Regions from separate parts of the Homo sapiens genome. Here region 1 is linked to region 2. A link is a loop called in an ENCODE intact Hi-C map of the cell type or tissue named here. Cell type or tissue: dorsolateral prefrontal cortex. All regions are shown on one strand. Each heading gives the region's core, and the rest is flanking DNA. Links, peaks and the distances in the headings are about the cores only. Region 1 overlaps THBS4 (thrombospondin 4). Region 2 overlaps LOC105379048 (a long non-coding RNA gene).

The links. Hi-C counts contacts between places; a loop is a spot of excess contacts. Peaks named below come from ENCODE experiments on the same cell type or tissue, not always from the same donor. Only the 100,000 strongest peaks of a DNase experiment are listed, where the experiment ranks them.
Region 1: a loop joins it to region 2, with 4 times the contacts of the local background. A loop is called at or near these places in 63 of 110 quality-filtered maps.

Annotation. Positions count from the first base shown.
Region 1 is chr5:80,065,170-80,076,563 of GRCh38, reverse strand. THBS4 (thrombospondin 4) reads right to left here. Exons shown (of 22, transcript NM_003248.6): 9 at 11,087-11,155; 10 at 8,439-8,591; 11 at 6,154-6,258; 12 at 5,814-5,921; 13 at 5,384-5,543; 14 at 4,168-4,286; 15 at 3,237-3,289. THBS4-AS1 (THBS4 antisense RNA 1) reads left to right here. Exons shown (of 8, transcript NR_109930.1): 4 at 3,899-4,056; 5 at 4,341-4,478; 6 at 4,673-4,832; 7 at 7,790-8,050; 8 at 8,683-10,215. Among named protein-coding and RNA genes, the nearest start is that of THBS4-AS1, 13 kb to the left of the region's middle. RefSeq lists an enhancer at 5,176-6,375. In dorsolateral prefrontal cortex, for the core only: no CTCF peak of the experiment used is centred there; no DNase peak of the experiment used is centred there; H3K27ac peaks cover 1,758 bases.
Region 2 is chr5:79,861,278-79,872,671 of GRCh38, reverse strand. All of the region lies in intron 1 of LOC105379048 (a long non-coding RNA gene), which reads right to left. Among named protein-coding and RNA genes, the nearest start is that of LINC01455, 70 kb to the left of the region's middle. In dorsolateral prefrontal cortex, for the core only: no CTCF peak of the experiment used is centred there; no DNase peak of the experiment used is centred there.

The sequences.
Region 1 (11,394 bases), core at 3,096-5,595, 200 kb before region 2:
GATGATACTCAACTCAGAGGATGTGTGAGGGGAACAATGACAGGCAGTGGAACCAGACAGCCTCAGTGTAAATCCTGGCTCAGCCACTGTGCCCAGCGTGTGACCTCAGGCATGACACCTGACCTCTCTATGGCTCAGTGTCCTCATCTGTAAAATGAGAATAGTACCTACCTCATAGAGTTGTTATGGAGATTAAATGATGAAAATCAGAATGTTGCATATTAAATTTCAATATATGAAAAAGTGCTGACTCTTAGGAAGCCCTACAGTGTTTTCCGTTATATTACTCTTCACAATCCCTGGCTAGTGGATCCAATGAGGATTCAGACCTGAACGCCATGGGGAGAAGGGCAAAGTGAACAGGGCCACGCCTTCTCGAGGAGAGTGTGTAGGCCGGGCTCAGTGCTGGTCTAAAGGACTTCTCAGAACTCTCCTTCTCTGTCCACCTGACTTTCTGGGCTGAGGGGCCACCTGAAGATGAGTCTGCCCTGCCTCCAAGAGGTGTCCTGGAGTCTGAGACCTCTCATGGTTACTCTGGAAAAGAATGAGCACTCCTTTAGACCTGGTCCACCTGCGGCCTGTCCTGGGCCAGGAGCTGCCCCTGCACCCTTTTGGAGAGGGAAGCCAGGGACCAGACCATGCTCTAGGGCCACACCTACCACATGGTACAGGGGGACAGAAAGGGTCCAGTGAAAGTGAAGTCAGCCTTGACAAGCAGAAAATGATGTGGCTCAAACAGCAGAATCCCTGTGCATGCAGCAGGTCTGCTTTATAAAACACAAGACTGAGCTATTTCCATTAGCAGCCGTTCTATGTAGCCCTGAACATTTTTATGCAAAAACAAGCAGTTCCTATCCTCTTCTCCAAGGTTCAACTTTGTGGGAATTAAAACATAGCAGAATGAGTCATTTGTTTTGGGCAAATATCTAGAGGCTGGTGGGACAGGATATTTTAGAAATTAATGTAGATAGTAGTCAGAGTGCAAGATGACCTGCACCAGGGAACATTCTTGACGCACATCATTTAGGGCAGTTGTCAGGATACAGTCCCACCTTCCTCTCGGAAGAGGAGAGGGACATCTGATGTCAGGCTCTGTTGCTGATGTGCCTTTCCTTGTACTGTGATACCAATAATAACACGGCCCCTGTTTTCTGCATGTCACCCTTGGGCCAGCACTGTGCCGGGAGCTTTACCTACATTATCTTGATTTTTCACCATAACCTGTGCGATGCATTTATTTATCTCCTCTTTGCAGATGAAGAAGTTGAGATGTGAAGAGACTGGGAAATATGTTTAAGTTCACTTAGCTAGTACAGTCAGGCCTCTGTATCCGCGGTTCCGTATCCGCAGATTCAACCAACTGAGGATTGAAAAGATTTGAAAAAGAACAATAAAAAATAACACCAAAAAAATACAAATAAGAAACCAATGCAGTATAATAACTATTTACCTAGCATTTACATTGTATTAGGTATTAAGTAATCTAGAGAGGATTTTTAAAGCATATAGGAGGACAGGTATAGGTTATATGCAGATATTACATCATTTTATATAAGGGACTTGAGTATTTGAGGATTTTGGTATCCTGGGGGCAGAGGGGTATCCTGGGACCAATACCCTGGGACACTGAGGGATGACTATATGTACTTTGCAGCAAGGACACAGAGCATAATGAAAGAGATGCACACTTTGGGAGGATGAGGCAGGTGGATCACTTGAGGCCAGGAGTTCGAGACCAGCCTGGCCAACATGGTGAAACTCTGTCTCTACTAAAAATACAAAAATTAGCCAGCATGGTGGCACACACCTGTAATCCCAGGTACGTGGGAGTCTGAGGCATGAGAATTGCTTGAACCCAGGAGGTGGAGGTTGCAGTGAGCCGAGATCACGCCAGCCTGGGTGACAGAGCAAGACTCCATCTCAAAAAAAAAAAAAAAGAGAGAGAGAGCTGTGGCTTCATAGGAGCTGTCCTTGAGTAAGGTTTGGGTCAGGAACTGGTTTTCTGCAGGGCAACCTCTGATCCAGGTATCAGGAGAGAAATTGCATCTTTTTTTGCTTTCTCTTTTAGAATCCTTTCCCTCTCATCCTTGTCCTGGCTGCCTTTGTAAGAATTCCCTATGGAGACAAAAGGGTTTAGAACCTTGGGTTGCAGGTGCCGCTAGGGCTGAGTGACACACGTCTGTTTTTGGTGATGTTCTTCCAGAATCTGATCAGTTGATCCAGCCTTGAGTCTTAATGTGGGACTCCATCGTGTTGAGCTAGGAGGGTTCACAAAACTCACTTCCACAGAACAATTCCACTTAAATAAGGAAAACTGAATTAAAAAAATTTCAAGGACCAGGAAATAATAGCAATCCCTCAGCAAACTGACAGCCTTCTATTTTGGGATGATGGTGAAGTTTTCCTGAGCTGAAAGAATATAAAAATAAAAGAGCTAATGTCTATTGAGTGCTATGTATATAACAGAAACCATAATGAGCACTTTCCATGGATCAACTCAATCTTCACGATGGTCCTATGAGCTAGATCTATTGTCATCCTCATTTTACAGATGAGAAAATTGAGGCAAAAGTATTAGGTAATTTGCCTAAGGTTAGCTGGCATGTAAGAGAAGGAGCTGAAATTTATATCTAGCTGTCTTATTCCAGAGCCCATCTGTGAAGCATGATGCTATATTACCTCTCCTGAAATAGATCTCACTTGCTGGAGTGCCTAGTAACCTATTCTGACACCGTTATACCCTATACAGAACTTTCAGGGAGAATTTTCATGGTAATTCTGACCAGAGGCAGGGCTATTATCCCACCAGCAGCTCAGTCCACCCAGAAAGATCCCAAGGAATGGAGCAGCAGGAAGTTCTGAAATTTAAAACCCTCTCCGGGCTGGGCACAGTGGCTCACGCCTGTAATCCCAGCACTTTGGGAGGCCGAGGCGGGCAGATCACAAGGTCAGGAGATCGAGACCATCCTGGCTAACATGGTGAAACCCCGTCTCTACTGAAAATACAAAAAAATTAGCCAGGCATGGTAGCGGGCGCCTGTAGTCCCAGCTACTTGGGAGGCTGAGGCAGAAGAATGGCATAAACCTGGGAATCGGAGCTTGCAGTGAGCCGAGATTGCACCACTGTACTCCAGCCTGGGTGATAGAGTGAGACTCCGCCTCAAAAAAAAAAACAAACCAAAAACCCTCTCCGGATGTTTGCATCTGTCTCTCTGCAGTTGGGAGACATGCCATACCTGTCCTGATTGGTGTCACAGGAGTCCCCAACCAGATCATTATCCACATCAGACTGCAAAGAGAACAGCACATGTTATTTATTCCTGGGCCTGCATGTACCGAATGTTCCAGAGAAGGCAGACCTCACCCATCATCATTGGATTTGGGGAATTATTTCTCTGGAACCGGGGTGGTGCAAAACTGCAAAAGGACAACACCATATTGGTGTAGGCACAATGCTGAATTTTCAAAAAAGCCTTCTAAAATATCAAGCTACATGGATGGGCTGCCCACACACCAGATGAGCTGATTGGAAAGGGGCGCTGGGGTAGCATGGTGGCAGGTGGAGGCATGGAACTCTGGCACGGGTCACAGGGAGCCAGCCATAGGCATGGGGAGAAGGCAGGTTGATTTTGCTTTGCTTCTGCAATTTGCAATTTGGCCAAAATCATGAGTGAGTCACAGAGGGCAACCATGACTCCCCTCTCTCAGGGCTTTAAAAATAAATGACACATCATACCCAATTATCCAGACAGGGAGGAGGAGTGAGAAGGGAGATGCAACACATCCCTGGCTGAACTTAATCTGAAATGTCCATACATAGGCTGTGTAGGGGTTTAGGGACTAAAGGGACACAAGGCTCCCAATGGTTAATTTCCATGCTCCGTTTTCCTTTCTGCAGGAAAAATACTTGTATTGAGCATCATGAAGTTCGTGTTACTAACCTCACAGGCAATCGACAGCCTGGGAGATAGTCCCTAGGGCTTCAGATCTTGTGTGGTGTTCATCCCACCATCTTCAGGCCCACAGTGTGTCATTTTTCCACCTCTGCTTTGTTAGGTAAGTGGCAACAGCTAAGAGGCTCTGCTGTTTTTCTAGACACCCGTCTTAAATGAGTCTTTGCATAGAGGAATTCAGCCTGGAGTTTGAATTCCCCAGTATCCTACTAACCTGGTTAGGGTTGCTGACATCAGGACAACTGTCACAGGCATCCCCCACACCATCACCATCCTTGTCCCGTTGGTCACGATTGGGAAATTTTGGGCAGTTGTCCAGAATGTTTTTTATTCCTGTGAGAAAGAAATGCTACCTTGAGTCAGGGGAATGTCACTGACTTCTTCTAGGTGCTGGAGAGATCAGGCGCATGGTGAGTCACTTCTGCCTGGGCCAGTGTCACACAGAGACTACCCTTTTCTGCAGTTATCCAGAGGTAGCTTCAAAGGACGGATTCTGGGAGACTTAAAAATGAACAGCTCTCAGAGGTATTTATCGACTGAATTCTAATTTGTCCAAGATGTCAAGGGCTATGATAGCAACCACGAGGAGGGGATCATGATGGCTGTATGGCTGACCCTGGAGAGGGAGGATCTCGTGGGTATCTGAGCTATGACTGAGACCCTAGGGCTCTAGGCAGTGTTGTGCTGGAGCTGGGTCCATTGTGTCCCTCTCTTTTCAGTTTTGTGTTTGATGATGTCACATTGGTAGCTTGAAATCAGCAATGAGGACAATGCGGAGTTACATCATGGAAACTGGAAAATGCTACCAACTAGGGCTTTCTGTGATTTGCTTACCAGCATATACCACTGGAAATGGGTCATCAGTTAGGCTTGCAGAAGGTGAGGTCATGTTTTAGGGGGGTGTGCATGTTCTGGAGTGGTGTATGTGTGTGTGTGTGTGTGTGTGTGTGTGTGTATGTGTGTGTTGGGGCAGGTGGTATTTCAAAAAGGTTTTTCCTTCAAGGGCCCACAATGGGATGTGTAGCCTGTGATGCATAGTCTGTGACCCTGCTCAATGCCTTCTCATTCAGTTCTCCACTTCTGGGTCTCTCACATGTAGAAAGGATAGTGGAGAGTGAGGACAGGTAGAAATGGGAAGGGAGATACCCCATAAAGACACACTCTGACAAGACACTGCTTGAAGGGGTCATACAAAGTTTCTGGCAATGATACAGAGTCCTGGAAACATCCAGAGCCATTAGGTAGTGGAGTGGGCTGTGGGGTCTCCTTCCATAGACACAAGTCCACCTTGGGTCTTCCAGATGCAGGCCACAATGAGCCACCCACAGCTGGAAGGCTCCGAATCAGTCATTCTATTCCTACTCTCTCAGAGAACAATGGAACAAGGTCAACTGAATTCCAAATAAAAGACAAAAGCAAGATAAATCTACCATCTCCATCCATGTCATCATCACAGGCATCTCCTCTTCCATCCCCATCGGTGTCTTTCTGGTCGTTATTTAAGACACTCAGGCAGTTATCACAGGCATCCCCAAAGATATCTTTATCGCTGTTCCTTTGGTCCACATTATGAATCAGGACACAGTTATCCTAAAAGATGAAAGGACAGAACATCACTCAGACTTTTACTAAATCCACTTCCTCCATTGTTGTGAAGCATCAGCACTCTGGTGGCCCAAGTTTGTCAGTTTTATATTTCAAACATCTGTGAATCTTATAGGGTAAAAAGCTGCAGTGCTGTGGAATGCAGGCATGGAAACTAACATTTGGGATGATTCATATACATAGTTGACATCACAGGCTTTCTCCCATCATCCCTGGTACGTGGCAATTCACAGGCCCTCCCAGCGAAGCAGGTACCTGCTCATTCAGGATCCCATCTCCGTCAGCATCCTCGTCACAAGCGTCGCCAATGCCATCTCTGTCTGCATCTTCTTGGCCAGAATTTGGCACATATTTGCAGTTGTCCTTAGGGGGAAAATGCAGTTCCGAGTGACATCCTACATTTGTGTTAAGCCAGTAACTGTTTCTGACCTCAAGACACTGTGGCTTTATTGTTGGTGGCTGTTTCACTTCCTCTGAGATGCAGCTACTTTACAAGTACAATTTTAAATTAGATCCACAGAACCTCTCCCCATAGAAGATGTGACTTTGGAAAGCCACAGTGCATGTGTGCCTACTGCCACCCCACACCCCTTACCTTTTTACAGTTCCTGGCAGAGCATGGCAGTTCTTCGTCGGGGTAACTGTCGATGTCCACATCCTTTCCACAGATATAGCCATCTCCAGCCCAACCGACTCCACACTGTAAAGGGAAAGCCCATCAGAGGCCTGGGAAGCTGAGCCTGGCAGGAAGCTGGTGGCTGACAAGGGCCTCTCTGCTCCTTTGCTCAATCCCAGGGGGAGGGCCCAGAGTCACTCAGCCTTGTTGGGTGGGGCTTAGAAACTATTTAATTGCACTTGAATAGTGTAATGGTTCACTATTCAAAGATATAAAGGGAGACTCAGAGAGAAAACTCTCCCTCCCACTCCCACTTCCAGGAACAGGCAGAGCAGCAGAAGGGAGATGGGAGGAGGGGACCCAGAAGGTCACAGGGAACTGGAAACGCAGAGGGAGAGAAAGCTGACCTGGGACGGGAGGTAAAGGAAGGAAGAGGGAGAGAGTCTGAGGAGCAGAGTCTGGGCCAAGGGAAATCAGACTTATGTGAGCACAGGTTAAATTTCCTGGCCTCACCACCCAAAAGCTTTCAGACCAGTGACTTCCTCAGCCACAGCCTGCTTATTCTCAATCATCTGTGCTCTCCCTCTGCAACCAGGATTTAGGAGGCAGAACTCCAGAGAGACCCTCCCGGGCTCCTGGTTCCTGCTCACTTGCCCCAGCAGGGCCTTTGGAAGGCCTGGAAGGCTGATCCACGAGGCTGATCCTTGACTCACTTTAATGAGGAAAAAATGTCCTCTAGGAACAAATACATTTTTAATGAGCTATTTTCTGGCAGATTCAATTATTTTAGTAGTCACGCCAAGTTTATTAATCCTTTACCATCTGTCGTTGTGCCTTATTACAAATTCAAAAACATATTAAGAGCCCCATCACCCATCATCCCAGGGGAGTTGTCAATTTGTTCACAGAAAATGGGGATTTCAACAGAGATATACACTTGTTTCTCAATGACTGCTTTTTGGTAATAAACAAGCCCAACCATGAGGAATTCAGGAAATTGCTGGGGTTATTCCCCCTCTGATACACCACATTCTTCCATCTGACCTTGTTACAGAATATCTGTATTGCCAAGGAGGGCTGACTTCATTATATTTATTTATTAACTCATTTTTGACTCTTATTTTTCCTATTTGAAAAGTGGTAGGCTCATTGTGGAAAATTGTGTATGCATAAAGATAAAGAAGCATAACTTTGAGATAAAGATGGAAAAGGGCTCCGAGAATCCATCTTGCTACTCAGGGGTGATCACTGTGAACCAGTGACCCCAGAGTCTGACGGGCCACCGGCCGAGGGCCTGGCATCCCAGGAAGTGCAGAGGAGGGGGGCAGCTGAAGTCTGCTGATTTTTCAGTGCCTAGGATCCCCAGGACTTTGGATCCTTGGATTTGGGAATGGATGGCAGGCTGAGGACTCTGGATCCTTGGACTTGGGAATGGATGGCAGGCTGAGGACTCTGGATCCTTGGATTTGGGAATGGATGGCAGGCTGAGGACTCTGGATCCTTGGATTTGGGAATGGATGGCAGGAGCATGCCCTCTCCTTCACATAGGGCCCACTACAAGCTCAGCATGGGACCCATGTCAGGCCCTGCTGTGACTGCTCTACTCTCTTCCCAGCCTCCCCTCCCCAGACCAGCTCCGTGGCTGGAGAATGCACAGGAAGCGTGACCATTCATGGAGCTGTCCCTGATTGGAGTGGAGGTAGACATACAGCATGGCGCCGTCTGGCCCTGCCAGTCACCTGCCAAAGACGGAAGGTTTCTCCCGGAGGGACTATGACAGTCCCCACCTCTACACGATGGCCCACCCCCAACAGGAGCGTCAAGGCAGACAGACTCTGGAAGTTGTAAGGATGAGGACAGTTAGAGATGACAGCAGGTATGTTGTCATTATACAGGCAGGTAGATGGGGCAGAAGAAGGAAAGGGGAGAAGAATGTTCCTTCACCTCCCTGCTGCTGGCTTCTGGGCCTTTCCATAGAAGGTGCTTGGGAGCTGGGGCTTCACCGGAGGCTCTGGCATCCAGGTACCCAAGTGGACAGGGTTGCCCCCCAGCCAAGAGGGAGAGAAAAGGCAGCTGATGGTTAGATGGATGTCAGGCTGCTCCCCACAAACTCGGTGGACCCTGTTCCTATTACACTCCATGCTCATTTAATTGCAATGCTTTCATTTTGGAGTACTTTTACCCTGAAGCACATAGAAACTGGAGAGAGGTGGTGTTAAAAATGGAAGAGGAAAAATGATAGAGGAAGTCAAAAAACAACTTACCACACATGTCACATCCCCCTGCCTCTCTTCAATGCACTGGGCATTCACACTGCAAGGGTTCAGCTCTGGGTTTCTGCAGTTTCTTTCCGCTTTGCATCCCCTTATCTGATCACCAGTATACCCCGGCTTACAAGGCCCACAGCGGTAAGATCCCTGCAAGGAACAAAGATCAGGTGATGAGCTGAAAGCTGTGGGCAAAGGTACAGTTTGAGCAAAGGTACAGTTATTGTGTATATTTTCACAGGTACTCATTGCTGGCAGGAATCAGGCATCAGATCCATGCCTTCTTCTTTGCTTACATGTAAGATCATGTGAATGTTGATGAAAACACCATCAGACTGGAGGCTGCGTCCGGCCACTCAGACAAAGAAGGAATAGAAGTGAAGGAAGAAGGCTGGACTGTGAACCAATGACACTGAGTTGCCCGCGCCACCGTGGAGGGCATAGGGGACAGGTCAAAAGTTCCAGTGAAGTCCTGGGAGGTGGTGTGAGAAGTTTACTCTGGGGACAGGGAGATGATCTGCTTAAAAAGCAAGTTAATTTTTCTTATTGCTGTTCCTTTGGCTCTTTTACAATGGAATGACAAAGGAATGGGTGCACAGAGAAATGCTGGTGGCCTGCATTGAGAATTTCTGATGAGGTAGGCTGAGAAACTGACAAATGAGCTGTCAGCTCCGCTGCAATGACACTTCAGGGGCCAGGTTTTTTTAGCTTTTATATATATAATATATATTATCACACTGCACACTATATATGTAATAAATATTATACAATATGTTTAAAAAATGAAAATTAAAATTTTCATCTTTATTGAGGTATAATTGACAAAACTGAATATATTTAAAGTGTGCAGTGTGATGATGTGATATACGTATACATTGTGAAATGATTACCACAGTCAGTTAAGTAACACATCCATCAACTGACATAGTTACCTTCCTTTTTTTCTTTTTCAGTGAGAACACTTAAGATCTGCTCTCTTAGCAGATTTCATATATATAATATAGTATTATTAACTACAGTCACCATGCTGTACATTAGATCTTTTTCATCTTATGCAGTTTTATTGGCATAACATTTACAGGTCGTAAAAGACATCCATTTGAAGTATATATATTGTTTAATGATTTAAGTCACTCACAACCTCTTAGTTGCCAAATCCAATGCATGCTTTCCAATGACTTGTCTCGATCTTTCAGCCTCCCTGGCTGTGCTATCAGTTCGCTCCTTTTTCTGGCTTCTGCTCTTTTTCCTTGGCCTAGTCCTTCGTTTTTGGGGTTTCCTGGAGTTCTATTTACTGTCTACTTTCCTTCTCTCTAGGTGGCTCAGTTATTACCTTTACACCAAGATCTCGCAAATCTATTTGCAGACTACTTTGTCCTGGTAAAAGCTGAGAAGCAATAAATCCCCATCTATTCCTAAGCAATATAGCATTGCGGAGAAGAACTCAGGCTCTGTAGCCAACCTGGAAGATGTGTGACCTTAGTCTAAATACGTAACATTTCTTTTTTTTCTTTTTGGAGACAGGGTCTCCCTCTGTCACCCAGGTTAGAGTGCAGTGGCGATCACAGCTCACTGTAGCCTCAAACTACTCTTGTACCCAAATGATCCTTCGGCCTCAGCCTCCTGAGGAGCTGGGACTATAGGCATGCTCCACCATGCCTGGACTTAATGATGTAATATTTCTGTCCCTCAGTTTCTTCAATTGTAAAATGGGGATAATAATAATCCCTGTTTATGAGGTTGTTGTGAGGATTAAAATAAGTGACTTGATAAATGTAAAGTGTTTTTACTTACAAGGAAACAAGGAACCTAGAGGCTGGATAACTTTCAAATAGTCATACACGTAATCAGTAGTTCTTTTCTTGATAGTCAACTCTGGTACATCTCTCATCTTGGACACAGTTTGACAGGAACTTTCAGAAATAAAACCCATATCTGAATACTTAAGTTATAGGCATCCCTAAGTGCTAAGCACTTTAATTTAATACAATGAAAAGTTTTGAAAAGTTTTTTTTTTTTTTTTTTTTTGAGAGGGAGTCTTGCTCTGTCGCCCAGGCTGGAGTGCAGTGGTGCGATCTCGGCTCACTGCAAGCTCCGCCTGCCGGGTTCATGTCATTCTCCTGCTTCAGCCTCCAGAGTAGCTGGGACTACAGGCACCCGCCACCAGGCCCGGCTAATTTTGTTTTCTATTTTTAGTAGAGACGGGGTTTAACCATGTTAGCCAGGATGGTCTCGATCTCCTGACCCCATGATTGAAAGTTTTATGAAAATAAATAATGCCATTTGGGGATTGTGTAGTCACCAGTAAAATACTGAACTATTAATATAAACTACCAAGCTCTTCACAATTTTAAAATACAGGAGTAATAATTATTTACTCAATAAATAGTTATCTAATAGCCTAATATTGCAACTTTGATAGAAAATAAAGAACTTGGCACTTATAAAATTATTCTTACATAAAAATTACTTTTAAAATTACTCATATTAAACACTTTTTCAGCACAAACTTTTGCCTTTATTCTGCCAATCAAATATATTATGCCCACATGTTCTAGGTGTGTTTGGAAGCTATGATCTATAAACATACACTTGTTTTAATAACCGGTTCTGCTTTGATAACAACAGCTGTGAGAAATACTTACCAAAGTATTAACGCAGATCGAGTTGGGAACGCACGCTCCATTTCGACACTCATCAATGTCAGTGCAGACCTAGTGCAGAAAAGTTCAAAGAAAGTTTAGCGAGACATGCTGCTTAAATAGAAATGCAAATAAATCTCCTTTGTTTTGCTATCTTTGTGTGAAGTGAAGATGCGGAATTTCGGGTAGAATGGTAATCTGAGGGTTATTTGTGCCATCTCCCTTGCATTTGTACCAGTTTGTACTTAATCTAATTGCAAATGAGAATTGCTTTCATGGTATTGAAAGTTATTCAGAAAAGACAACTTGTA
Region 2 (11,394 bases), core at 4,042-6,541:
CTCATTTCCCCAGGTTAGATGCGTTCTGAACCTAAGACTGACCCAGAACTTGGAAGGGTTGGGCCCTACCTACCCTCACTCCCTCTATGGGGCTCTCCTTCCTTTGGCCACTTTCCAAGGAGACATTTTCTCCTCCAGCCCCAGGTCCCCTGAGGAGAGCTGAAGCAATAGGTCACTATCATTTAAACTGCTGCAGAATTTGCAGACCGTGAGACTCCTGTCTCTCCCCACTCTGCCTGGCTCATCCCCAAGAAGAAAGGAAGCCAGAGGTGGAGGAGGTTATAAAACCATTTTATATCCATCCTGTTTTTAATTGATTTCACAGCAGGAGAAGAAAAACCAGAGTGTTTCCCACATAACCTTTCTATGCGGGAGTTCTCTTCTGGTCAGGAAACTCATCTGGGAAGAGCCAGAGTCCATCTGTGTGTTCTCAGTTGTCTTCCTGCAGCCTGTGAACCCTGATTCTGTTAGTGCCCTCCATGAGGGCTGCTCCTGTGTGTCCCTGGGCACCCCCTTTACACATCCCCTTGGGGGCAGAGGCAGCCCTTCCTTGGCTGTAAGCTGCCCTGGTCTCCAAATGGGTCAACCTTTTCCATTTAATGTGCAGTGCACATGCCCCTGGGGCCTCCCGGTCCCTTAGATCTCTTAGATCTCCATGCTCTTGGCTCAGACCCACAACTCATGACCTGCAGGAGCCCAGAGTCCTCCGGAGATTTCTGTGGATTCCTGGGAGGAGGCAGGGGTGGCTAACATTATATAGGCCTCTCAATTTTTCTGCATCTTGGGGCAGGAACTTGGTCCCCAAAATGGTGCATGAAGTATTTTTTGTGAGGACTTGGTTGTGGAGAGTGGTCACAGAATGCACTGCGGATAAAACAATGAAAACATGCATGTTTGATACTTCCACTCTTAGAAAACGGTTCAGCCATCCAGCCATGAGTTGGGGATGCGGAGCGATACTCTGTCTTTGTTAAATATTTTTAAACATAAACGCTGCCTCTAGGGAGGGGAACTGGGTGAGGAGGAACAAGGAGCCAGAATACATATCTTTTTAACTTTCTGGATTTTGCACTATTTACACATATAACTATTATGCATGCATGCATACACACATATACCGTATCCCATGTATATTTATGATATCCCTTATGCTGTCTCCCTGCTTCATCTGCAATGTCCTAGCCCCTGCTCTCTGCTGAACCAATCTTTCAAGGGCTGACTTCAAAGAGTTTTCTCTTCTCATCTACTCAAGCCCTCATCTCTTCTATCCTCTCTGAACCCTGAGAGAATTTCCAGTGGGTCTTGCTAAGCCTGGGATCCACTCACAAACTGCCTCACAGTGTAACTCCGTTTCCTGAGAGCAGCGCTTGCCTCTAGTCATTTCTCCTTGGTGGAGACTCAGCACGTAGCTGAGTGAATGAATGAGAGGGAGAGGCAGAACGCGACAATTCCTAAGGAAAAGGGCACTGCTAAAACAAAATGCCCTTTGGAGCCTGCATGAAGCAGCTGGTATAAGCTCTCCCTACTCCCAGAACCAGTTGGAATGACGGAAGTGAGAAGCTGTCTGTCATGGAGCCCATTACTGTCTCTCTTCTGTTGTTATGAGAAGGCCAGTGGGTCTCTTCCAGGGGATGCATGTTGGACAAAGCCCCTCCAATAGGAACATGTAATTCTATGGACAAGCATGGGCTAGGTGTCTGAAATGAAGACTTTACCATTTTCTAAAAAAAAGATTAAGCAGAAAATATCCTATGAAATGAATAGTCTTACCCAAACCTTTCCTCTAAATAAGAACAAAGATAGCAAGTGAGAGAAAAAGGCCAAGGAGGCGAGAAGATGGAACAAAGGGAAGGTGAGAAGACCCCAAGGACAGAAGTCCTTCATTAAAAAGGCACTTTCCCTGGGTCGTGCAGGAAGACCACTCCTCTGTTTTGACAATAAAGCCCCAAAAGAAGAAGAGCACCCCCTCCCTACAGCTGAGCACCCTCTCGAGCAGGAAAGGTAGGGAGATTCCATTTCCCCTGAAGACCTAGACCTGGACCTCTCCTCCGCCATCATTTCCCACAGCCCCTTCATCTTTAAGTCCTGGGGCATCTCCCCACACTGAAACCTGGATGTCTGCTCTCGTAGCCTAACATAAAGTTTCATCTCTTTTAATGTTCAACCCCCCATCTGCCTGGGACTAGCAGAATAGCTGTCAGCCGCCCAGGTCTCCCTCCACCATGTCTGGGCATCTCCGAGGGATTTCATCATGCATCCCCTTGTAACTCCTTTCTCCAGGATGTGCTTTTCCCATACAGATTCACTGCAAGTGGGGACGTGACCCCCAGCCCCACCCCATCATTGATTCTGGAAACTTAATTCCCCAGCCCAGAGCAGATGGTGATGCTTCCTGAATATTTGGGGCATAACAGAAGTGGCTCACTATGTTCTTCCTGGAGCCCGCAGGCCCTAAAACCCCAGCCTCAGGACCACATCTAGCTCCTCTCAAGCTGTCCCATCTCAGCAAGAATCCTTCGAATAGACCAAACCAACCCTGGGTCTATACCCCCATCCCCTTTACACCAGAAAGCAGGAAGCATTGCCCCTGTCTCCTGGCCTAAGGCCTGCTCATGCTGCCCCAGGAAAACTGGCCCTGAAAACCCCCAAGTCTTTCAAGAGCAACCCTCTCTCTGATTCACCAGGGCCCAGATAAGACAACGACACTATGTGACCTTGCACTTCCCACATTATACTAATATCAACATCATGTGGGCTGTGGAGGCAGAATAATGGTCTCCAAAGATATACACATCCTAATCCCCAGAGCCTGTGGATACATTAGGCTATGTGGCAAACAGGATTTAAGTTTTCAGGTGAAATTAAGCTTGCTAGTTAGCTGACCTTGCGATGGGAAGAGTACCCTGGACTATCCAGGTGGGCCCAATCTGACCACAAAGGTCCTTAAAAGTAGAAGAGGCGTCAAGCGCCATGGCTCACACCTGTAATCCCAGCACTTTGGGAGGCCAAGGCAGGCGGATCACCTGAGGTCAGGATTTCGACACCAGCCTGACCAACATGGTGAAACCCCATCTCTACTAAAAATACAAAAATTAGCTGGGTGTGGTGGTGCACGCCTGTAATTCCAGCTACTCGGGAGGCTGAGGCAGGAGAATTGCTTGAACCTGGGAGGTGGAAGGTGTGGTGAGCTGAGATCACACCACTGCACTCCAGCCTGGGTGACAGAGCGAGATTCCGTTAAAAAAAAAAAAGTAGAAAGCAGAAGACAGAGTTAGAAAAAGACAGTGGAAGCAGAGCCAGAGACATAATGTGCTGCTGGCATTGAAGACGGAGAGGAGCCATGAGCCAAGGAATGTGGGTGGCCTTAGAACAGAGGAAAGAGTCTTACAGCTCCAGAAAGGACTGCATCCCTGCTGACACCTTGACTGTGGTCTTGCAAGAACCAAGTCAGACTTCTGACCTACAGTGCTGGGAAATAATACATTTGTGTTGATTTAAGCCACTAAGTTTGTGGTAGTTTGTTGCAGCAGCAAATAGGCACCTAATACATGGGGGATACGAATAATTCAGTCTAAGTAGTCACTTCAGGAAAACTTTTCACCAGTTCTTCAACATTTAACATCACACTCTGCAGTTGCCACACTCAGGTATGACATCTTCCCCAAATCAACTTGCTTTACTTTGGCTTGACTAGAGGGTTTATCTTGGTAACTTCCTTGAAAACAAGGGAATCTGTGCCAACATTAAAGTGTCCATATCCAGAAACCCAAATGACAAGTTCCTTTTGCCAACGGTCCCCAAATGGCAGTGCCTTTGCTAAAATAACACACACTTTAGGTTGTTTTTCTCTAGGCACCCTGATACATCACAGCTATTTCTCCAAGTCATCTTCCCCGCATTCCCATTGCCACCATTGAGGTTCAGGCCAGCTTGTCACTTGCTTGAAGAATTGCCTTGCCCCAACTTTATTCCATTCTCAACACTAAAGTTGGAAGGCTCTTTCTAGAGTCTGATCAGCCTTCTGTTTGTAAGCATCAAAGACAGCCCACTGCTCTTAGGATAAAGTACACAACGCCCATGGCCTTCAGGGCTCTGTATGATTTAGCCCCTGGCCCTGTCTCCAGCCTCGTTTCCAGGACATGGAGAACCAGCATCAGCGTGCTTCAATCAAACATGCAGCCTCTGAGCACTTGACTGTCAAGCTGTGGAGTGGGTGGTGCAAAGCAGATTGCAATGGTTTTGTGGAATCCGGTCTGTGGGGCATAGCTCTAGCTGTTAAGGGTTGAATTGTATCCTCCCAAAATTCATATGTTGAAGTCCCAACTTTCAGTATCTCAGCATATGACCTTATTTGGAAAGAGGGTTGCAGATGTAGTTAGCTAAGATGGAGTCACACTAGAGTAGGGTGGGCCCCTAATTCAATATGACTGGTGTCCTTATGGAAAGGAGAAATTTGGCCACAGACAGGCATATGAGGGGCACACCACGTGGAGATTGGAGTTATGCTGCCAAGGGCCAAGGAACTACCTGAATCCCAGAGAGAGCCCTGGAACAGATCCTTCCCTAGCACCTTCAGAGGCAGCACGGTCCTCCCGACACCTTGGTCCTGGACTTCCAGTCTCCAGAACTGTGAGACCTTACATTTCTGTTGTTCTAAGTCACCCAGTCAGTCATACTTTGTTGCAGCAGCCCCAGGAAACTAATCTGGTTGAAATGTGGATACCAAAGTAGGGCTATGGGAGAGTAGCGAAGCTCGCATTTTCAGAGGTCCACAAAAATTATTAAAGTGAAGAATGAGAGTCGCTGCTCTTTATACAACATCATACTGCTTCTCAATTTCATGAAAACAAGTTGCTAAGAAGAATTTGTGAAAGGGGTGGGATCAGTCAGTTTGCCTTCTATGGGCCAATTTTGTTCTCCTCCTGAGAGATACTGCGGAGGACTCAATAACAACTCAATATTCTCAAAACATCAAACTTTCTGATGAGAACAAAGCATGGCTTTAATCTCTTTACTTTGCTCCTGATTCTTCTGCACAGTTGACCCTGATCCTCATGTTCTTTTAATTAAGACCAAAACGGACTTGACTCCTCAGTCCCAGTTAACAAGAGGTGAGGTCGGCTTGGCATGTCTGTGTTCCAAAAACTGCCCTGAGCAAAATGTGTGTATGAGAAAAGGCTTTGCCAGGGAAAGAGCAAGCCCGAGCAGCCACCCACCCCTTCCCAGTCAGCAAGACTCTCTTCTATTTGGGACCCAGGAGGCTCATCTGCAGGCAGCTGAGCCATCTCTTGGGAAGAAGGAGAAGAATGGGCCACAAGAGCCCCACTTGGGATGGGAGAAGCTAAAATGAAGCGCCAGGAACTGGGCCAAGGACTCAAGTTAGACTTGCTTATGGGACCGCAATCCCTGAGGGTCCTATTGGTGAGGCTGATGTGGCAAAGGCCTGGCTTAGCGTGAAGAAAGAGGAGGGGGAGAGAGGAGGACAAAAAAGAAGTGAGGGAGAGACCAAAAAGAAAGATGGAGGGAATGAGCCATCCGGTGCCTGATCCAACAATATTTCATCTGCAGGATCCTCCGTCCTCATCAGTCTGGCCACTCAGGAGCGGGCTTGTGCCCAGGCAACGTTGGCTTTCCATGTAGAAGGATTAGCCCGTGCCAGGTAAGGACTTCAGTCAAGGCCAACCCACCCCCCAAATACCATCACAACCACCCTGACATTTGCCTCAATTTTCTTTATTATTTGTTCCTATGGATTAGATCTTTGTCTTGGTACAAAAGTTGCATCTGAGACTTCTTGAATGTTTGCATGTTCCAGGCACTGTTCTAAGTACTCTGCATGAATTAACTGATTTCATCCACAATAGCTTTGTGAGGTAGGTACCATTATCATCATCTCCATATATCAGATGAGGAAACTGAGGTGCAAAGTGGCAGAGTAACTTGCTCAGGGTCATAAAGCTGGTAAGTGGTAAGGCCAGAATTTGAACCCAGTCTGGCTGGCTCCAGAGTTCACATTTTTTCCATTGCACTACACTAATTCCCAAAATGAAATCCAGTACATCAGGAAATTTACCACCAGGGCTTTCTAAACCATGTGTTGCTCCCTAATTGGGGCTCTTACGCTGAGAGTTTGTTTTGAAGATAATTAATGAGAAACATTTGGAACCCTGGCCTCTGAGCACCTCTCTGTAGTCCTCCAAATGGGTTCACTAACAATTAGTGTTCACACTTTTGTGCCTACCCACACACAGCCCTGAGCTGTGACTATAAATCAATACGGTGGATTCCACAAGTCATAAAACTCAGTCCATTATTTTATAGTACAGTGTGTAAAGGCAGGTGATCTAATGGGCAAAGCTGTTATATCAATTACCATTACCTAATAATTTCTGGAAACCAAATTATAACATTGGATGATAGAAAAACTAGTCTGCTTGCCATTTGAGTTTACTGATACTTTTCTGTCAGTAAAAAGACTAAGCTTCTAAAAATCAGTGAGATTATGTAATAGTATTAATAACAAAAACAATAATAACAAATGTCACAAAAATAGCCCCCTCTTGGGCAACTATTACGTGTTAGAGTGGATTTCTGGATCTGGAAATTACCTGCTTCATTTGATACTTGAGGACACTAAGGCACAGAAGGAATAAAGATTAAAATAATTTACCCAAAGTCATCTAATTAGGTGAGTGGTTTTCAGTCCTAACTGTACATTAAAATCACCTACAGAAACATCCAAATCTAAATATGTAGATGTTTGGAGCCCACTTCAGAACAGCTGAGTCAGGACCTCAGGTGGGTGGGGTCTGAAGGGCAGCTGGGGTTGAGAGTCCCTGGACTGGTTAGCAACAAGAACTAGTAGCCAAGGGCCCTAATTCTCTGCAATGTTCTCTCTCCTACTCCCTGTGGGCTGCTTTCCCACTCTTACTCATTATTCCCAGGATATGCAAAAGAAGACAAACACATGGTCATATCTGTTTCACATTCATACACAAAATCTTCAAGCAACAGGCCAGGTGCAGAGGCTCACACTCGTAATCTCAGCACTTTGGGAGGCCGAGGTGGGTTGATCACTTGAGGCCATGAGGTCAAGATTAGCCTGGGCAACATGGTGAAACCCCGTCTCTACTAGAAATACAGAAATTAGCCAGGGGTGGTGGTGCACGCCTGTAGTCCCAGGTTGAGGTGGGAGGATCGCATGGAGCCTCGGAGGCAGAGGTTTCTGTGAGCCGAGATCACACCACTGTACTGCAGTCTGCGTAACAGAGTGAGACCCTGTCTCAAAACCAAAACAGAAAACCAAAACACAGAAACAAACAACCTTTAAGCAACATTTCCCTGTAAATGCATTGCTCCTAACTCTATTTCAGGTACTTACTATAGTGCACAAAAGTTGGCCCCTGGCTCTGTGCCATAGAAAGTGATGTCTTTCTTACAAGGAAGGGATCTCACTTCATTAAGTTTTCTATGCCAGATAACAAGCTCAGTTCCTTGCAAAAAATAGATGCTCAACAAATGTTTGTATTTAAAAGAGTAGAAAGGAGGGCATGGAAAAAGTTGCTAAGTGACCGAATGTATAGAAACAACTGGAATATTTTACTTGCTGAGGTCCAAGATAGTCTGAAGTTAAGTATTCCTGTCTATGTCAGGAAAGAGCATGTGTCAGAATCACTTAAGGGGCCATCAGGAAATCCTGGTCAATGGCACAGGTTGAACTGATGTGGGAAGTTCCCATTATGCTGCAAACCCATATAAAAGCTGGGTAAACTATAACAACAAAAAAATGTTACTTTTGTCGTTGTTATCGTTGCCATTTCATAGCCAAATTCTAAACTAAGTAAGAAAAACTCCTAGGTCCAAAAAGGAAGTAGAAACGCAAACTCATAAAATTGAGCAGGTGTTAAAAGCAAATGGTCCATAGGGATATCAGAAACCGGTGCTAGCATAGGTTTTAAAACCCACAGGAGCAGAGGATTAGGCCTCAGGCCTGCAGGTGATAAGAAGCTGAACGGACCTCTTTGAATAAAGCTAAAAGCCAGAAAGTAATCTTCCTTCCGGAAATAAGGACTAGAAGAACTCTGCCCACTGGTCTAAGGATGCATCAGGAAGTTGACCATCTGTCCAACATTGTGGGTGGTGAAAGAGTAGACCTCCAAAAATCAAACTTCCAAAATTGCACCCTGTGTGGGTGTTAGTCAGAATTCCTCCAAACCATAACTAAAGGAAGTTACAATTAAAAAGTAAACATAAAAATTATCTAAGAATGAACGCAGCAAAGGCAAATAATGAACCAAATGACACATATGCCTGCACAGTACAGCCTCATGGGACACAGCAGGAAACTATTTCTCCTGAAGATGAGCTCATGGTAAAATATCTCTAATTCCATGAAAAAAGGAATTATCTTAAAATACCGTCAACAGATGAAATAGTTGGGAAAATTTACACCCTATAAATTACAGCAATGGAACAATATGAAAAGGTTTTTAAATGGGTATGTTTAAGATATTCAAAAAGAAAGGAAAAATAAAACATACAAAAGCAATATTAGGACATTATGAAAAAGAATATGCAAATTCAAGAAAGCACCATTTTGGTATATTATATACACCTGAAAAATATAGTAAGCAATGACTGGGAAACAATGATGGAACACATTAAGTGGTTGAGACTAGAGAAATCAATAGTCTTCCTATATAAAAGCAATAACCCCTGAGAACATATAATAACAAGGAGACCTCATTTATAATAGCTGCAACAACAAAAACACAAAATATTTAGTAATAAACAAAGAAATATTTAAGATCTATATGAAGAAAACTTTAAAATGCCACTTAGGGATGCAAAAAACTTGAAAAAATTGTAAAGACTAACCCTGTTTTTGCATATTTAGCTCTGACATAAGAAAAATGCTAATTACCCCTAAGGTAATATATATGTACAATTTTTAAAACATCAACAGAATTTTCATTTAATTACATACCAACTTTAAACTTCATTTGAAAAAATAAACAAGAATAGACTGAAAAGCAGAAGTATTAAGGGAGAACTAACCCTTCCAGATATTGACATATATTAATCTATAATAATAAAAATTAATGCGGTTCTAGAGCATAAATACACAAATAGATTAATGAAACAGAATAAAAAGCAAATTAAACACAAACACCTATGAAAATTTAGTATCTGATAAGAATAAAATTTAAAATCATTAAGGGAAAATGATACTGGGCCAAGGAATGGGTTGTCTGAAATGAAAAATTTGTTGGTTGGCTTAAGGAGGACTAGACATTACAGAAAACAAGAACAGTGAACTTTAGGCATAACAATTGAAACTATCCAGACTAAAGCATAGAGAAAAAAATAAGCCTTAAAAAATAAACACAGCCTCAGTGACTTGTGGGATAATATGTGCAAATGGAGTCTCAGGAAAGGTAAGGGTGGGCTGGGGGAATTAAGAAATAACATTTGAAGAAATAATGACCAAAATTTTTCCAAATTTGATGAAAAGATACACCCACAGTTTCAAGAAGTTCAGCAAAACTGAAGTGAGATAAAGACAAACACACTAAAATGCATTATAATCAAATGGCTGGAAATCAGTAACAAAGATGAAACCTCAAAGGCAGCCAGAAAACACACACATGCACACACTATATATATGAACAAAGCTGAAAATTTGACTAACTTCTCATTAGAAACAATGAAAGCCAAAAGAAAATTAAATGACATCTTTAAAGTGCTGAAAGAAAAAAAACTATTAGTCGAGAATTTGTATCCCAAAAAAATCCCTCAAAAATAAAGACAAAAATTAAAAACATTTTAGGCAAACAAAAGCTGAGTGCATTCATTGCCAGCAGACCTGCACTAAAAGAAATAAAAGAGGATATTTTTCAAGCTGAAAGAAATAATATCAGATAGAAATTTGGATCTGCAAAAGGAATAAGGAAAAACAGAAATGATAAATATGTGATTAAATATAAAATACTTATTTCTAATTTTTAAACTTATTTTAAAAGACATTTAATTGTTAATAACAGTGTATATGGGCCTTACAACATATGCAGAAATAAACTGTATGACGATGATAATACAGAAGACTGGAAGGGAGAAGTAGAAATATGCTGCTGTCAAGTGGTATAATATTATTTGAAAATAAGTTGTGATAAGTTCAAGATTCATATTGTAAACTGTAGAATGACCCTATGAAAATAGTTTTTAAAATGAGCTATGGCCAATAAGCCAACAGCAGATAGAATATTAAAAATACTCAATAAATCCAAAAGAGGGTAGGAAAAGATGAAGGAACAAAGATCAATTGAGACAGATAGAAAACAAATAGCATATTTGAACCCAACTATATTAATAGTTGCATTAAATACAAATGGTCAAACACTCAAATTAAAAGGCAGAGATTGTCAAACTAGATAAAACAGTGAGACCCAACAAGTGTTATCTGCAAAAAAATCTACTTTCCCACTTTAAATACAAAAATTCAGAAAAGTTAAATGCTGGAATAGAAAAAGATATACTAGATAAAAAATAATAGGAAAATGGAAATGGCTATATTTATGTCAAATGAAATGGATTTCAAGACAACGATTATTGTCAAAGATGAAAGAAACATTTCATAGCAATACATAATAATACATCAAGAAGGCATAAGACTACATGAGTGTACATCCAAAAACAGAACTTCAAAAACTTCATGTAAAGCACAAACAAAACTGAAAGAAGAAATATAAAATGTTAATACTTCTGTCTTAGTAATTGATGCAAAAAGAAATCAGTAGCGATATAGAAGATATGAACCACAGTTGGTCTAAATAATATTTGTAGAACATGACACCCCAAACCAGCAGAATAATGCCTTCTTTTCAAATGGACATAAATATTCACAAGGATAGACAATTGCATTGGCCATAAAACAAGTCTGAATACATTTAATAGGATTGAAATTATACTTAATATACTCTGTAACCTAATTAAATTAGAAATTAATAATCCCCATGGGGTCTGTTATCATGGAGGAAAACCAAAGGAATCGATTGCTGGCAGGTATGCCCTAAAAAAAAAAAATGCTAAAGGATGTTCTTCAGGCTGAAGATAGACGATATCAGAGGAAAACCTGGAAATTAGGAAATGAAGAAAAAGCAACAGCAGTATAGTAAATATCTGTGTCAATAAATACTATTTCCCTCCTCTTCAGTTACTTAAATTGTGTATGACTACTGAAAGCAAAAATCATTAAATTATATAGTGGAGATTTCAATGTATGTAAATGTAAAGGAACCAATATGATTGGAAGAGTCTATACTTTAGTTGAAGTGGGAAAATACTACCTGTAAGTAGAATGTGGAACTTTAGGTATGTATACGGTAACCCCTAGAG